Linked DNA regions of Homo sapiens: region 1 is linked to region 2. A link is a loop called in an ENCODE intact Hi-C map of the cell type or tissue named here. Cell type or tissue: PC-9. All regions are shown on one strand.

Region 1 (8,000 bases), 87 kb after region 2:
TCCCCTTTATAAAACCATCAGATCTCGTGAGACTTACCCTCACGAGAACAGCATGGGAAAGACCCACCCCCATGATTTAATTACCTCCTACCAGTCCCTCCTACAACATGTGGGAATTATGGGAGCTATAATTTGAGACTTAGGCGGGTACATGGCCAAACCATATCAGACATTATCTCAGTCCTTACCATAATTACCTCTGCAAAGACCCTATTTCTATAAAGGTCACATTCACAGAGGCCTGGGGTTAGGACTTGGACCCATCTTTCAGAGGGACAGTATTCGACCCACTACCAATATTTTCCCACAGCGTTTCCAAAACTAACCTGTTTTGGAGGCTGAGGACCCTGGGAAGTCCTCTGTTGGCAACATGCTTGAGCAAACAAATGATAACAACAAAGGGCTTGTCCAGGCTCTAGAAACATCACCTGATTATTAAACAGGCTCCATCCTGTGGCTGGGTGCCATGTAGAAGACCACTAGGCCAACAGGAATGTCACTCAGACAAGGCCTCCAAACCCATATGTTGCCCCTCACCACTTTTCTTAGTTGTGCTTCCATTGATGAACACTACAGCTAAAATCAGGATCCCAAAATAAAAACCCCAAAAGGATCTAGAATATTTAGGAAAATCATCTTTGAGTTAGAAAACATCCTCCGTGTTTGGTCTCGATCTGTCTTTTGTTAGGTCCGTCCTCCTTGCCACTTAACACTTTCCTTTGCACCTCTTCCTGACACCAACAGACACCATGCAAGCCCCCAGTGAGGGGGCCTTCCTCAGTCAGCCTGGGGGAAGCATGAATTAGCTGAGAAGAGGACTAGCCTCTTCTGAATGGCATGCTAAATCACTCCTCATCTTTTTCCAGTCTATGCTACATTTAGACTGACTTTTCTTTCTGTCTTCTAAAGGGCCATGCATTATGGATGAGAACTATTTCTTATTCAGCAGCCGAGAATCACTCTTCTATCAAAAACATCTCTTTCACTGCATTCTCAGATATCAAAGCCCCTCTCTGAACTCAGCGTTTCCTGGCCTGGTTCCCTGAAGGGGTCTGTTGGACAATGCTCTTGAGTGACAAATGTTTGAAATGTAAAATGCACAGGCGAACACACTCCCGCTGTGAATCCACACCGCATTCTTGCTGAAGATGGTGAACTCCACGCATCATGGGACCCCTGGAGTTATGGTCATTCTCACCTGAGAGAAGGGGGTCATTTCAAACCTTAGAACAAGTCATTTCTGTCCCGGGTGGATTGGAATGTATTGAAATTTCTGCTCCTGACTCTGCTTGGCATGTTCGTTCATACACTTGCCCCCTCCTCTTTCTTTCTTCTCCTAACCCTGCTTTAAAATAAGGGGGAATGAAACAAAAGAGAACCACCGCTGGAAAGAAATGGTCCCAAGATAGCAACAGTAATTACCTAGGGTAATTTTCTTCTTCTATTTCTAAATTTCTATGATTAACATATATTAGCTAGTTTTACTAGTGAGCTACTTTTTTTAAAACCTCCTTTAAAACTCTACTCATGGAGACATGGAGACGGGGAAGCATGCACAAATTGTTAATTACTGCATTGTGAGTTTTTCCTCGTTACGATGAAAAAATCACAATACTAATACTGATCATTAATACTTACTGAGCACTATGTCCCAGACACTGCTTTATATCCCTTGAATGTATTATCTCTGTGAATTCCCTATAAGATAGGTGCTACGACAATCCCCACTTTACAGATGAGAGAACTGGGGCACAGAGAGATTGAAGGACTTTTTCAAGATCACCCAGCTGCACCTGCTGGAGCTGGGATTTGAAACCAAAGGCTCTTAGTCGACATCCCTGGCAATAGCCAGCACCAACCTGTCTGCCAGATTTTGACAGCAGACACTCCCTTCCCCAGAAAAGCCTCCCTGGCTGATGCTGTGAGGACAGAGATGAGCCTTCCCCCACGGAACCTGGCCCAAATAGCCTATTTGTAAGCCAAGTAAATGATGGTTGCTATTTAAGCCCCTAAATTTTGGAGTGGTTTGTTAATGGGCCATGGATCATGGGAGCAATGGCTAGACTCAGGCAGCCCAGGAAATCTTCCCGGGCCTCCTGAGGGCAGGGGAGGTTCTCTGCCCTGGGCAAGGGTGCTCTCTCAGCACAGGGGCCAAGCAGTCTCTTGCTGCAAGCGACCAGGGCAGCAAAGATTGCTGATCTCATTCACAGCAGGACAGTGTGGGGAGGCAGGATTCATGACAGGCGTGTCCACAATCCAGCTGGGAGGGTGGAGAAACAGGTTGTCCCGCGCGGGTTGGAAGTCACATCCTCGCTGCAAGGCACTTCCTAGCTGAAGCAATCATTGCCGGGATTGCCTCAGCTATTGTTTCTTTTCCCTTTCTCCATCTGGTTAACTCTCTTTAAGTAGGCATTAGTAGTGTCCTCCCCTCCTCCCCCTGGCTCTCTCTCTCTCTCTCCCGTCCTCTCCAAATTGGAACCAGCAGCAAATCCTATCAGCACTCCCTTCAAAATGTATTCACCACCTTCCTCCCTGGTCCCAACCACCGTCCTGTCTCACCCGGATTGTTGCGGTCACCTCCTCACGGGTCTCTCTGCTCCTGCCTTGCAGTTTATCCTCCACAAGCAGCCAGGGACATCCTATCGGAACGCAGGTCAGATTATATCAGAGCCCCACAGTGGCTCTCTCTCACTCAATGTCCTTCTGGTGCCCCAAGACCCTGTGAGACCCAGCCGCCTTTTCCCCTCCCACCCCTTGCTCCCTCTGCTCCCGCCACCCAGGCGTCCTCGCTGTTTCTTGCACGTTCAGGTGCCCTCCACTGCAGGACCCTTGCACTTGCTACCTCCCTTTTCTGAAATGAGCTTCCCCTAAATATCTCACAGCTCTTCTCCTTTCTTCACATTGTTACTTCAGCCAACTTCTCAGTAAGTTTGTCCTTCCCACCCACTCCAAAACTTCACCTCACCTCAACACTTCATGTTCTACTTATGTTTTCTCCCTAGCATCATTTGACACTCTATAGATTTTGCTTATCTTCTTTAAATAAAGAGTAAATACTTCTTTTTGCTTATCTTCTTTAAATAAAGAGTAAATACTGTCTCCCCCACTAATAAATCATGCCCATGAGGGCAGTGATTTTTATCTGTTTTGTTCACTGCTGCATCCCTAGCACCTGGGACAGAGCCCGGCACTTAATAAGTGCTCAATAAATATTTGTTGCACACATGATTGGAGTCCTTCAAGACTTAGCCTAGGCCTCCATTGCTCTAGAAAGCCCTTCTTATGAATACGCACCCCTGCTTCCATCCTGGGGTGCGCATTCATCAGAATTAAAGTCATCGTCACCCTCATCATTGTCCCTGGCACTTACTGTGACCTCAGGCCATGCCTTGTGTTAAGCTCCTTATGTTCAAATTGCCAGATTAAATACAGGGTACCCAGTTAAATTTGAATTTCATACGATAATTCATAATTTTTTTTAGAGTAAGTATGTCCCATGCAATATTTGGTACACACACTTTAAAAAATCGTTGTTTATCAGACACCTTAAACCCAGGTGTCCTGTATTTTGATTTGCCGAATCTGGCAACCTTACTTATTGTAGACATTATCTTGTTTGGGCATCATGAGGTATGGATTATGATTGCCATTTTATAGTCTAGGGCAGGCGGTGTCGTGGGGCAGCGGGGCTGGTGGTGGGAGAGAGAAACTGGGAGAGCTTTGTAACGCAGCCAGAGAGTGTTCCGTAAAACCTGGGAACACAAAAACAAAAAGTCGGAACTGTCTGCAATTTCAAATGAAGCAATAAAAAAGAAGTAACAAGAGCGTCTTAAATCCAAGGAAGGAGAAATGAGCCTCCGCTCCTGAAAAATAGATGAAATAGAGACTTCGGGAAAAACGGATCTTCTCTTGTTGAAGATGAAATGCACCTTCCACAAGAACTACCTAGGCTTTGGGTGGGGGTTGGGGGAGGTGGGTCCATGCCACCAAGAGGACCCCAAGGAGAACAGCGTAATGGGCTTTCAGAGCCCCAGGCAGGCCCCCAGTGCGGCAGCGTGCTTCACCTTCCGGAGAGGCTGCCGTGCACGGGCTCAGGCGCGCCACCTGCAGGACGGATGGAGCATGGCGCTCCTGGGTTGTCAGTCACACCCTCGCTAAACCTTGCACCCTCCTGCTAACCAGCAATGACAATCCATACTCTTTAATTAAATGCAAAAAGTCCCCCCACAGCCCGAGCACCCTTCCTGCGCCGGAAGTTCCCTAAGATGTAAGTTTCCTCTTTTTCAGCAGTTTTCACACCACCTGGAATATGCGTTGTATTTCCCTATTTGATTAACGTCTCTCGGTCCCCTCACCTCCCATAGGACACTCCACAGTGGCAGGGATTTTTGTAAGTCCTGTTCATTGTCACATCCCCAGTATCTAAAACAGTTTCTAGCATGTGAAAAACACCCCATGAATATATGTTGAACGAATGAATGAGTACAGCTTCCTGCCATGTCCTTAAAGGAAAGAGGCAAGCCCTCTTTTTTTTTTCTCCCCTTTCCCCATCCCACTGGCTGGAGTTTCTGACTTGGCAATGGTGTCTGGGTCCATACAGATAAGGGCAACCCCTAGGAATGGTGGAGCAATGGACTAGCAAGTGCCTGCTTCCTTGGCACTAGGGACTCCAGACCAGCCCTGGACTACTTACTCCTGTGATTTGAGAGAAAATGAGTGTACCTAGCTCAAGCCATTGCTGTTTGGAGCATCTGACCTTAAAAAAGTTATTGCAACATCCCGCAAGAGGTGCCATGTTGTATACACCCAGAAGAGTGAGTGCTGGATTCTGCATGGGGTGGGCATCAGAGAAAGACCCCAGACAATGTGATGACTGGATCTTGATAAATGGGCAAAGGAGGTGATGGCATCCCCAGCAGAGGACACAAACCATGCAAAGGTCTCAAAGCATGTGAGGCCACCTTCTGTGCAGGGACTAGCAAGCCAAACTATGGATTGCTGGGGCAGGGTAGATAGGTGAGATACACAGCTGGCTGCAGGCAGGGTCTCATTTGAAGCCTTGAGCAGGCTCAGCTTCAGGCAGTGTGATTTCTGGCTCCAGATGTGCTGGCCTGGGTGAAAGTTCTGTGGGCTCCCTCTTGCATGGAAACTGATAAGCCCTGAGATTCGGGTTTGAGGAGAAGGTGGCCCTTTGGGTATCTGGTCCCTTGCATCTCACCTGGCAACTGAGTTACCAGAGAGGAACTGGAAACCAAAGCCACCTGATCCCTCCACTAGCAGGGCTTTGTTCCCTGCCTCTCTCAAAGAGGTCACATACCTGGAGAGGACCTGGGGACTCAGAAGTAACCTGGCCATCCCACCACCAGCAGTCATTTCTGTCTCCCTCTCATTTCCAAATCCACCTTTGTCAGTCTCCAACCTCACACTGCCTTCTGGCTGTGTAAGGGGCATGCAGATTCTCAGCTAACCACATGACCTGACTTTTTGTTCAGGAAATACAATTATTCTACCTATAATCTCCAGAAAGAAATTTTAATGTTCTTATAATGGTTTGAGTCCAAAGAGCTCAGGAAGAACTTATACTTAGCCCGCTAAAAACAAGTGACCAAAATGGCCTGGGAGATGTCACATGATAGCCCTACCCAAGAGCATCTTTTGTTCTTTAAAATGTGCTTTTCAGTGTACATTCTGGGGGAGAATTGGCCTGGTTCCTGAAATCCTGCTCTAATTATATATAATTTTTATAAATATAGTAATTACAACTCACTATGCCTTGCAGTTTAAATTGAATTGGATTTTTATGGAAGCAGGAGAATTAGGAGGAAAGCATTCTAGCATCTTTGAATTTATTGACCTCACTCCTCATAAGGAAACTGGCTGTTAGCATCTCAAAGACATATCCAGAAACCACTGCCCCTTTGGTGGCCACTTGGGAGTAGAAAAGAAAAGTTCTGCCAACCTCAGAAATCCAAACTTAGAGAACAGACATTATAGTGTGGTGGCTGGCCTATAGTTCATTTCCTACCTGTCAATGGATTTTGTTTGTTCAACATTTTAAAGTTAGAAAATTTCACATAAAAATCTGAATTTTTAGCCTCTATTGACATCTCAAAGTCCATGTTATGCTGAGCCTGTGTTCCCATCTAATATGAGTAGTTCTTTATACCAGTGTGAGAATAGACTAATAACAGTGTGAGAAGGGATTAATACAGAAGATTGGTACCAGGAGTGGCGTAGTCATCAGATTTCATCTTGATAGTCCAGGTCAATTACCCCAGCCAACACTGTAAGTCCCCTCTTAGCCTGTTGACTTAGAGGCAGGAAGAGCCCAAAGTGGCTAGGCAGCAATCTTAACTTCCAGTTTAATGGAATCATTGTTGTGTCTCCTGGTGGCAGCATTCCTCCCTCTGGAACTAAGACCTCTAGGCCAGCAGAACATAATGTCGTGGTAACAAGCAGCAAAAATTTTGCTAGTGGGTTCCTTGGGGTGATGGTGAGTGGGGCCACTTCCATTTCTACCCCTTGATTCCTGGACCCATGAATCCTGGCTATGGGAGAAAAGTACCATATAAGATGCTGAATGTTAACAGCCAAGACAATAGGGGAAATGCCTCCAGGGCATGTCAGAGACCTTTGAGGCAGCCCCTCCCATCACAGGCTTGGAGGCCTGGGGGAAGACATGGTTTCCTGGGGCAGGACCAGGGCCCTGCTACTGTGGGTAGCCTCAGGACATGGTATCCTGCATCATGGCCACTTCAGCTCCAGCCATGGCTAAAAGGAGCCAAGGTACAGCTCAGGCTGCTGCTCCAGAGGCTACAAGCCCTAAGCCTTTGCAACTTCCATGTGGTGTTAAGCCTGTGAGTGTGCAGAGGGCAAGAGTTGAGGCTTGGGAGCCTCCACCTAGATTTCAGAGGATGTATGGAAATGCCTAGATGTCCAGGCAGAAGTCTGCTGCAGGGGTGTAGCCCTCATGAGAACTTCTACTAGGGCAATGAGGAAGGGAAATGTGGGGTTGGAGTCCTCACACAGAGTCCCCACTGAGGAACTGCCTAGTGGAGCTGTGAGAAGATGCAAGACATGTAGTCAAAGTCCTTTCCACCTTGCCTCGTCTCAGATGAGACGCTGGACTTGGACTTTTGAGTTAATGCCGAAATGAGTTAAGTCTTTGGGGAACTTTTGGGAAGGCATACTTGTGCTTTGAAATGTGAGAAGGACATGAGATATGGGAGGAGCCAGGGGTGGAATGATATGGTTTGACTCTCTGTCCCCACCCACATCTCATGTTGAATTGTAATCCCGCGTATTGGAGGTAGGGTCTGGTAGAGGACTGGATCATGGAGGTGGTTTCTAATAGTTTAGCCCTATCTCCTAGTACTGTCTCAGGATACAGTTTTCACAAGACCTGGCTATTTAAAAGTGTATAGCACTTCCCCTTTCACTCTCTCTTCCTCCTGCTCCTGCCAAGGAGATGTGCCTGCTTCCCCTTCACCTTCTGCCCTGATTGTAAGTTTCCTGTGGTCTCTCAGTCATGCTTTCTGTGCAGCCTGTGAAACTGCAAGTCAATTAAACGTCTTTTATTTATAAATTACCCAGTTTTAGGGAGTTCTTTATAGCAGTGTGAGAATGGACTAATATACCATCTGACAAGAATGGGCTGAAATCAAGGGATAGCTGTACCTTTCAGACAAGGTATTTTGGTTTCTGCTTTGCCACCCCTCTTGCTACTCCTTATTGCCTCTCTAGCTCTGCCCATTGTCAATACTCTTCGTATTCTTAAGGTAGAGAGGTCATTCTCTGCATCCATGTCTTCATCAGAAGTGGGAAAATGTAAGATTGTGGGCCAAATATTTCCAGAAAATGGGGTACATTTTATAAGTCTCGTGATTGTGATAAACATGCCTGTATTTTTATGAACTCAAAATATCTCTGCATCAATCTGATCCAGCATCTTTACTTGTGTATCATGCTTTGCTTGGTCCTAGTAGGCATGAGAATGTGTT
Region 2 (8,000 bases):
TCAGGCCACATGCAGTGGCTCATGCCTGTAACCCCAAAACTTTGGGAGACTGAGGCAAGATGATTGCTTGAGGCCAGAAGTTCAACACCAGCCTGGGCAACATAGTGAAAGCCTGTATCTACAGACAGTTTTTTTTTTTTAATAGCCAGGCATGGTGATGTGGGCCTGTAGTTCCAGCTACTCAGGAGGCTGAGGAGGGAGGATCACCTGAGCCCAGGAGTTGGAGGCTGCTGTGAGCTATGAGCATACCACTGCACTCCAGCCTGGGTGACAGAGCAAGAATCTGTCTCAAAAAAAGAAAAAAGAAAAATTACACATGTGCAGAGAACTATACGTATCATAAATGATTGGCTCAATGAATTTTCCCAAATTGGAACCAGCCTCCAGATTAAGAAATCATCTGTTACCCTAGGGAGCCCCTCATGTGCCCATGGTTGATTTTTTTAGGAAACAAAGCATGGCAGATAAAATTGGTCCCTGTGAATAACCTGCCCACTCCATTCTTCTCTCTCTCATCCCAGAGGTTTCATAATCCTAAATACAATGCTTGTTATTCCCATATTTGCCTTTACATTTATAGAACATATGCACATATATCCCTGTGCAACAGACACTTTTGCTTTCATGCTTAAAACTTTATATAAGTAAGATACTATGCTTTTCTCATTCTAAAATGATGTTCTGAGGTTTGTCCATTGTCGTGGGTTGCGACTCTCTGGGGTTGGTGTCATATAGGTGGTGAAAAGAATGTACCAAGATAGCTGTAGGTAAAGAAAGGCAGATTTACTCGAGAAAGCGCTGCAAGGAAGCAATGGGCAGGTCAGCAAGAGGGGAGCTGACTGCAAAGGGACAAAGCTTGCTGGAGATTTTATACGCTGGTTCTTGGGCTGGAGAGGGCTACGTGCTGTACTGATAACACCAAGGTTGCAGGGAGCTAACTTGCATTTTTCTATCAGCCAAGAGTCTGGTAATAGCTGGGCACAGGAAGACTGTGAGTTATATTGTGCAAGAGGTCCATGGTCCTGCATTGTGTCCTGGAAAGGCAGACTTACAGCTTATCTGCTTTCTCTTTTTGCTTTCCCTTTGTCCCACCAGCCTGACTCCTCCTCCCTAATGAGAACTCCACATCCATGTACATCAATGAAGCTGTAGTTGTTTTTGCTGCAAATATGTCACAAGGCATTTCTCCACTCTCCCATTGATGGACACTTTAATGGTTCCTAATATTTCTCTGTTACACACAGATGCTGTTATGAGTCTCCTTGAGTATGGCTCCAGCATGCTGGAATGGGAGATTGTCTGGAGTAAAGATACGTAGGGGTGGAACTGGTGTATCATATGATGTGGGTATGTACAGTTTTGCTCTCCACAGGGGTTGTATCAGACTCATAGGAATTTTAAACTGGGGACAGTATCAATGACTACTGTACAAAAGCCACAAACCATAAGCCCATGGAGCTAAAAAAGCTTGAATAATATTTGAATCACCAATGCTAACATTTACAAATAGGAAGAATTCATACAAAATCCATATTTGTAGCTTTTTGTGAAACGCTGGGCAATTCTGGGCCCAGGCAGCTGCAGAGGTGCTTCTTGAGGCAGAAAGAGAGGGGGAGAAACACCCCAGCCTCTCTCCTGCCCTCCGAATTCTGCCTCCCATGGCCAAACCCAGCTGGCTCAGAGGCCTGCAGGGGTCAGCCCTCCTGGGGTTGACCTCATCCCTTTTCTGTGCCACTTAAACATGGCACAGTGTTCTCACCGACTTGATCTCAAGCTTCTTGAGGGCAGGCAGAAGTTCCTGGGCATCAATCTGTCTCCAGAGCCAGGCTGATAGCCTGGTCCTAGCAGGAGCTAGATCGGCTTTATGTTACTGGAAGAAATGCAGACAGTGACCCTTAACCAGTCTCTCTAACTAGTCTCTCACAGATTCCAGGCAGTTCATTAAAATGTTGAATTATAAATGGACAGAGAGTCAATATTTTAAGTCTATGGACCATATGGTCTCTGTCACAACTATTCAGCTCTGGAGTTGTATAGCGTCAGGGGCCATATACAATGAGTGAGTGAATGGGTGTGGCTGTGTTGCAATAAAACTTTATTTGCAAAAACAGGCAGTGGGCCATATTTGGCGGTGGGTTGCAATTTGTGGCCCCCTGCTATGGACCATGATGTAATTGGTACAACCTGGGTTTACATTTGCACAGCTGTTAGCAGTAACCCTGGGAGTCAGGCCACCAAAAGAGTGCTGAACTGCTCTTTGCTAGAAGTAAAGAGGAATTTTGAAGAGGGAACACTGCAAAGAGAGGATGGGAGAGGAGAGGGGATGAGGAGGGGAGGAAAGAAAGATGAGCTGGACAATAGGACAAGGGGCTGGAGCCAGATGGTGAACATAGCCGGGAGGCTTTTGAAGATGAGGGAGATGCAGCTTTCAATTGTAAGATGTCTTTGGTTACTGATCCAAACCTTCAGTAAAGTCTGCTCTGTCCCCACATGCCTTTGTGAGTGGTTTGTGTGTGTGTATGAGAGTTAACAGAACGTTCTGTCTTCCCAAGCACCAGGCAGCTCCCCAGCACTCAGCCCCGCTCAGTGCAGGCAGAATGAACCTCACTGATTGCTACAGCTACCTAGAAAGGTAGCGAAGAATCTGAAGGTCAGAGAGGTTAACCCAAAGTCACACAGCCAAAGAGAGAAACAGAAACCAAATCCAAAGCCCTGATTATTTCCTTGATTGCCCAAACAGCTGGAAACTTGAAATCAGTTTTTCTGTTTCCTGGAATGAGCTTTGGTGTATCCCTTTGAATGTGGGTTGGATTCCTGGGGATTTAGCCTCAAACCAAACTCTGAGGCCAGAGTAAGGTGAATTAAACCTGGGGAGGTGCAAGGGAGGTTATCTTATGCTCCTTCTTCCCTCCCCTGGACCTGGCCCCTGCCTTGGGTACTTCCCCACTACCCTGAGGCACCTGCTTCTGGTGGGGGTTGGGGCGGGGTGGCGAGGGAAGGGGTGACCTGGGCTCTGTCTGCTTCTCTGGGAATTAGAAAGGGGGTGGGGTGTTTTGTCATCTCTGAAGCCAACACCTGGGTTGACATCATCCAGCTACCTGGCACCTTTTATGGCAGAAGGATAATTTGGCCCGGGCCATTTATTCACAGAATCCTCCAGTTTAGACTTTTGACATTATCTATAAACAAACTTAGATGTATCATCATTGAATCTTATGCAAAAAGCATTACTTTGTTAAACATAAACACTTATATTTTACCACAATTCTGACATCCCTTTTTGCCTTAAACTTTTTTAAAAATATGGGATGGCTTTGGCTTTCCTCAGCCTCTGAGAGACTCTCATTAGGTGTCAAACCCAAGAGCTAAACAAAAGCTGATTTATGCAAAATGTAAGCTCGTCACAAGTCAATTAGGGCTCAGACAGGCTTTTGTGACAAGCACTTTCTAATCAATTCCATCCGGCTCTCTCTGAGAGTCTATGAGAGAATAAACACAATAATGACATTAAAATGGGCAGTGGGGCTCTTCACCTTCTTGGGGTTCCCATACCTTTGCCCTCTGACAGCTGCTCTAGGCCTTTACCCAAGGAAATGTACAGACATGAATGCAGCATTTTGTTTCCAATTTCAGGGATGTCTAAACTACATCCACGGACTCCTTAAGTCCCCACATGAAGAAATTTTGGGGCTGGGCATGGTGGCTCACACCTGTAATCCCAGCACTTTGGGAGGCCAAGGCAGGCAGATCACGAGGTCAAGAGATCGAGACCAGCCTGGCCAACATGGTGAAACCCCGTCTCTACTAAAAATGCAAAAATTAGCTGGGCGTGGTGGCGAGTGCTGGTAGTCCCAGCTACTCAGGAGACCGAGGCAGGAGAATTGCTTGGGCCCGGGAGGCGGAGGTTGCAGTGAGCCGAGATCGTGTCACTGCAGTGCAGCCTGGGCAACAGAGCAAGACTCTGTCTCAAAAAAAAAAAAAAAAAAAAAGAAAGAAAGAAAGAAAAAAGAAATTTTGGTGGAGCCTTTTTAAATACACAAATTAAAAACAGTAAAGAAATATAATTCCTGATCGATGCAATTGTCCCCCAGGCGTAGTCTTTAAGCACACATTCTACAGCTCCCAAATTCAGGAGCTGGAAGCACAGCCTTGCTATGAGGTGGACTTAGCTTCAATCTCTGCCCGGATGATATTGGGCAAATGGCCCAATCATTAAAACGGACACATGAATGGGACCAACCTGGCCGAGTTAAGAGGATTGAATTAATATTTGCGAAGTGCACAGAAGGGCGCCTGGTATACCAGAGGTGCCCAATCAAGGTTAGCTCTCACCAGCATCGCTGGTTCTCTTCCCCTTCGAGGCCTGCGCAGGGCTGGGGAGGAGGGATCACCCCTGCCTGCTTGAGACCGGCTGCCACATCGCTGGGAGGACGCCGGGCTGCCCTAGAGTGGCCACAAGAGGGAGCAGTTGCCTTTCCTAACGCCGAGGCCCACCTGCGCCCAGCCTTCCACTCAGGCAGGGGCAGACGACGTGGGCTCCCTAGACCTTGGAGCCTAACCCAGAACCTTCTCTCCCCACCACAGCTGGAGGTGGGGTGGGGTAGGGTGAGACGGGCCCTGCTCGCAGCTGTTCTCTGTGCACTTGGGACAGGGCTCTAATTTATGCCTGAGCACCGTGGCCTGAGGTTTCTTCTCTGCCAGCCTCAAGGGCTGGTCCTCACTTTGTCTTGCCCTTAGCGCCCCAATTCCTTGCAGCAGGTCCACATGCCCCGCTGTGAGATATGTTAGGACTGGCAAGGCCATGTCCCTTGCTGGGTGCTTGATCCCTTGGCCTCCCCACAGCTGGGTGTCCGCACGGCCAGTGGCGTGGATGCGGGAGCTCTCTGGGGTTTCCGGAAAAGGCTGTAATTTCTTGTCTGTTCTGTGGGTGCAGCACATGTGCCTCCAGCCCCATGCTCCTGCTTCAAATGCAGCAGCTGTGGTGGCCATCCTGAGACTGGAAGGTGACAAATATAAACCGAAAACAAAATTCTAAGCCCCCAGCTAACTGAATGGTCCCCTCCTCTTGGCCAAGGGTATCCTAAAGTTAACCTGAAACACGAGTTCAGGCCATGATGGGAATGCGGGTCAAACAGGCCTCATTATACCTCCGCCCTTTGGAATTCAGGCACGGCTGACCAGCATGAACATTAAAACAGAGACCTTAACACTGACAAAGCCGACTCTACCAATAAGATGCCAACGTGACAGATAGCAGGCTCTGAACGAAATTGAAGTATTTTACCCCAAAATATGTTTCTTTGACATATTTTGAAATGGCCTTGCAAAGCTGTCACTTGTGGGTAAAAATCTACATTCTGTAGAGAATCCTCTTCCCTTTCCAGGCCTTTTTTCCTGATCCAGGAGAGAATTAACTAAGTCTGGCACCTTTCTAAGCCTGATAAGACACATTTACAATCTATTCTCTCTACCTGGAGGCTTCATCTGCATAATAATAAGAACCTTGGTCTCCACAACTCCTTAACCCAGACACTCCCTTGTATTGATTCCAGGTCTTTAGATAAACTCTTTCAACCAGTCACCAATCAGGAATTCAGGAACTCTTTGAATTCACCTATGACCTGGAAGCTCCCCTCCCTGCTGTTCCTGCCCCCAACCCCCACCTTTGTGTTATCTCTGCCTTTCCAGAGGGGACATTTTCCTCTAGCACATGTAAGATGTATAATATATGTCAACCTCGGGACCCCAAAATAACTAAGACAAAGGGAAAAGTCAAGCTGGGAACTGCTTAGGGCACACCTGCCTCCCGTTCTATTCTATGGCTACTAGGGTAAAAAAGCTACATACCTCCCTCACAATTTGTCCACGAGGAAATTCCTTGCAGACAAAGGACAGACAGAACTCAAAGTCATCTCTCTGTGCTCACTGAGATAAATGCATATCTGATGGCTTTCTTTGGAAAGGCTAATCAGAAACTCAAAAGAATGCAACTGTTTGTCTCTTATCTACTTATGACCTGGAAGCCCCTCTCTGCTTTGAGTTGTCCCACGTTTCCAGACTGAATCAACGTACATCTTACACACACTGATCGATGTCTCATGTCTCCCTAAAATGTATAAAACTAAATTGCCCCGAGCACCTTGGCCACACGTCAGGACCCCCTGAGGCTATGTCACAGGCACATCCTCAGTCTTGGCAAAATTAACTTTCTAAGTTGATTGAGACCTGTCTCATATATTTGGAGTTCAGACATGTATTGACTGATGTCTTATGTCTCCCTAAAATGTATAAAATGAAGCTGTAACCCGGCACATATTCTCAGGATCTCCTGGTGCTGTGTGACAGGCTATGGTCACTCATATTTGGCTCAGAATAAACCTCCTCAAATATTTTACAGAGTTCGACTCTTTTTGTCAACACAAGCCAAAGGCACAGAAAGACAAGCTGGGGAGCAGAAAGACAGCCTGACCCACCCAGGCCTCCTGTCCCTCCTGGGGATACCCTAACATGCACGGGCTGCTTTGCCCCTCCAAAGGCTGTCTGTGGCTCTCAGGAGAAAATCCAGATGGTGGCCTCAAGGCCTGCCCCTGCCTGGTCTCCCAAATCTCCTGCTTGCTAACTTCCTCCTGCTGCCGCAGCCTTCTCTTCTGCTGCTGCACCATGCAAAGTCCTGCCTCAGAGCACTTGTACTTGCTATTCCCTGCTATTCCCTCTGTCTGGAAAGTCTTCACCCAAATTTTCAAACAGGGTGGCTCCATCATTCACACAGCTCAGCTGTTACCTCCCCAGAGGCGCTTCCCTTGACCTCCTCCTGTTTCATGCCTCCTCTGTTGTGCATTACTGTGTTTCGAACTCTTCACAGCACCTTGTGCTATCTGTGACAGTGGCAGGAGGCAGACAGGGGTGGGTCCCTGGTGAAACACCACCTTCAAGCCAAAACAGCCTGAAGGCTGAAAGACCGGACTGCTGGTTCCAGATGAAACCCATGACTCAGGACAGAAGAGTGAGAATTTCTGTTCCTGTTTGCCCATCCTTTCCTGATTCTTTCTGAATGCTTTTTAACCAATCAAACGTGGCCTTTTTCAATAGTATCTATGGCCCGCCCCTCCCCCATCCTGTGCCTATAAAAACCCCAGACTCAACCACACTGAGAGAGATGACCTGACTTAGGGTGAGAGACTACTTGCCCATCCCCTCTCCACTGAGAGTTGTTTTATCACTCAATAAAATTCTCTGCCCTCATCACCTTTCAATTGTCAGCATGACCTCATTCTTCTTGGATGTGGGACAAGAACTTGGGACCCACCAAATGTGGGTACTCAGAGGGCTGTAACACTGTGGCTCTCAGCCCTCTGCTGGCAGAGGGCAGCCACCCCATGTGACAGGAAGCAGTAATGGGACCAGAGCTTCCCCCGGAGCTGTGGGCTGGAGCGGGGCAAGGGGCTGACCAAGCTGTTAACACACCGCTGTCCGTTGGACTGTGGACGGGAGTACTGAACGAGTTAATTAGCACATTTAAAACCCCTTCTGGGGCTTTGGGGTTGTGGGCACCCCTGGCTGGGTGCCACCACATTCCCCCTTGGGGTGACATGCCTGGTCCAGCCACAAGCCCAGCAGGGAGCCTACCCCTGTGCCAGCTTTTGGAACAGCTGGCTGGACCCCACACTTGCTTGCTCACACACCCCTTCCCACCAGGGGCTAAGCATGCAGTTGTGGTGGCCATGGGATCCACGGAGTGCAAGCCAGACACAGCCTGGTGGGCCAAGTAGATGGAGCACCTCCTGCTGCAAGCCAAGCAAAGGGGCCCGAGAAAAACCCTGTCATCTGCAATTACCTTGTTTATTCCCAGTAAATTTTCAGAGGGCACAGTGTGTGGCCCAGAGTACATAGGTAAGTATGTTTACTAAATGAATGAACATATTTTCTTCTTTGCATAAGGTAACATATTTTCCTCTTTTGAGTAGGTTCTTTGCAACCATGAAACTCCTGAGCAAGGTAAT

Evidence for each region. A loop is a pair of places that touch in the nucleus more often than their neighbours do. Peaks named below come from ENCODE experiments on the same cell type or tissue, not always from the same donor. Only the 100,000 strongest peaks of a DNase experiment are listed, where the experiment ranks them.
Region 1: it touches region 2 in a loop (9-fold over the local background); 49 of 110 quality-filtered maps call a loop at or near these places.

Annotation. Positions count from the first base shown.
Region 1 is chr20:51,216,497-51,224,496 of GRCh38, reverse strand. No RefSeq gene overlaps it. Among named protein-coding and RNA genes, the nearest start is that of KCNG1, 200 kb to the right of the region's middle. RefSeq lists enhancers at 1,521-2,194, 2,195-2,869 and silencers at 4,019-4,068, 4,129-4,188. In PC-9, CTCF peaks have their summits at 3,892 and 4,100 (motif pointing left); a DNase peak (open chromatin) is centred at 2,296; H3K4me3 peaks cover 1,411 bases; H3K27ac peaks cover 1,216 bases; H3K27me3 peaks cover 989 bases.
Region 2 is chr20:51,303,418-51,311,417 of GRCh38, reverse strand. No RefSeq gene overlaps it. Among named protein-coding and RNA genes, the nearest start is that of MIR3194, 150 kb to the left of the region's middle. RefSeq lists enhancers at 1-494, 4,218-5,178. In PC-9, CTCF peaks have their summits at 4,274 and 4,477 (motif pointing right); no DNase peak of the experiment used is centred here; H3K27me3 peaks cover 563 bases.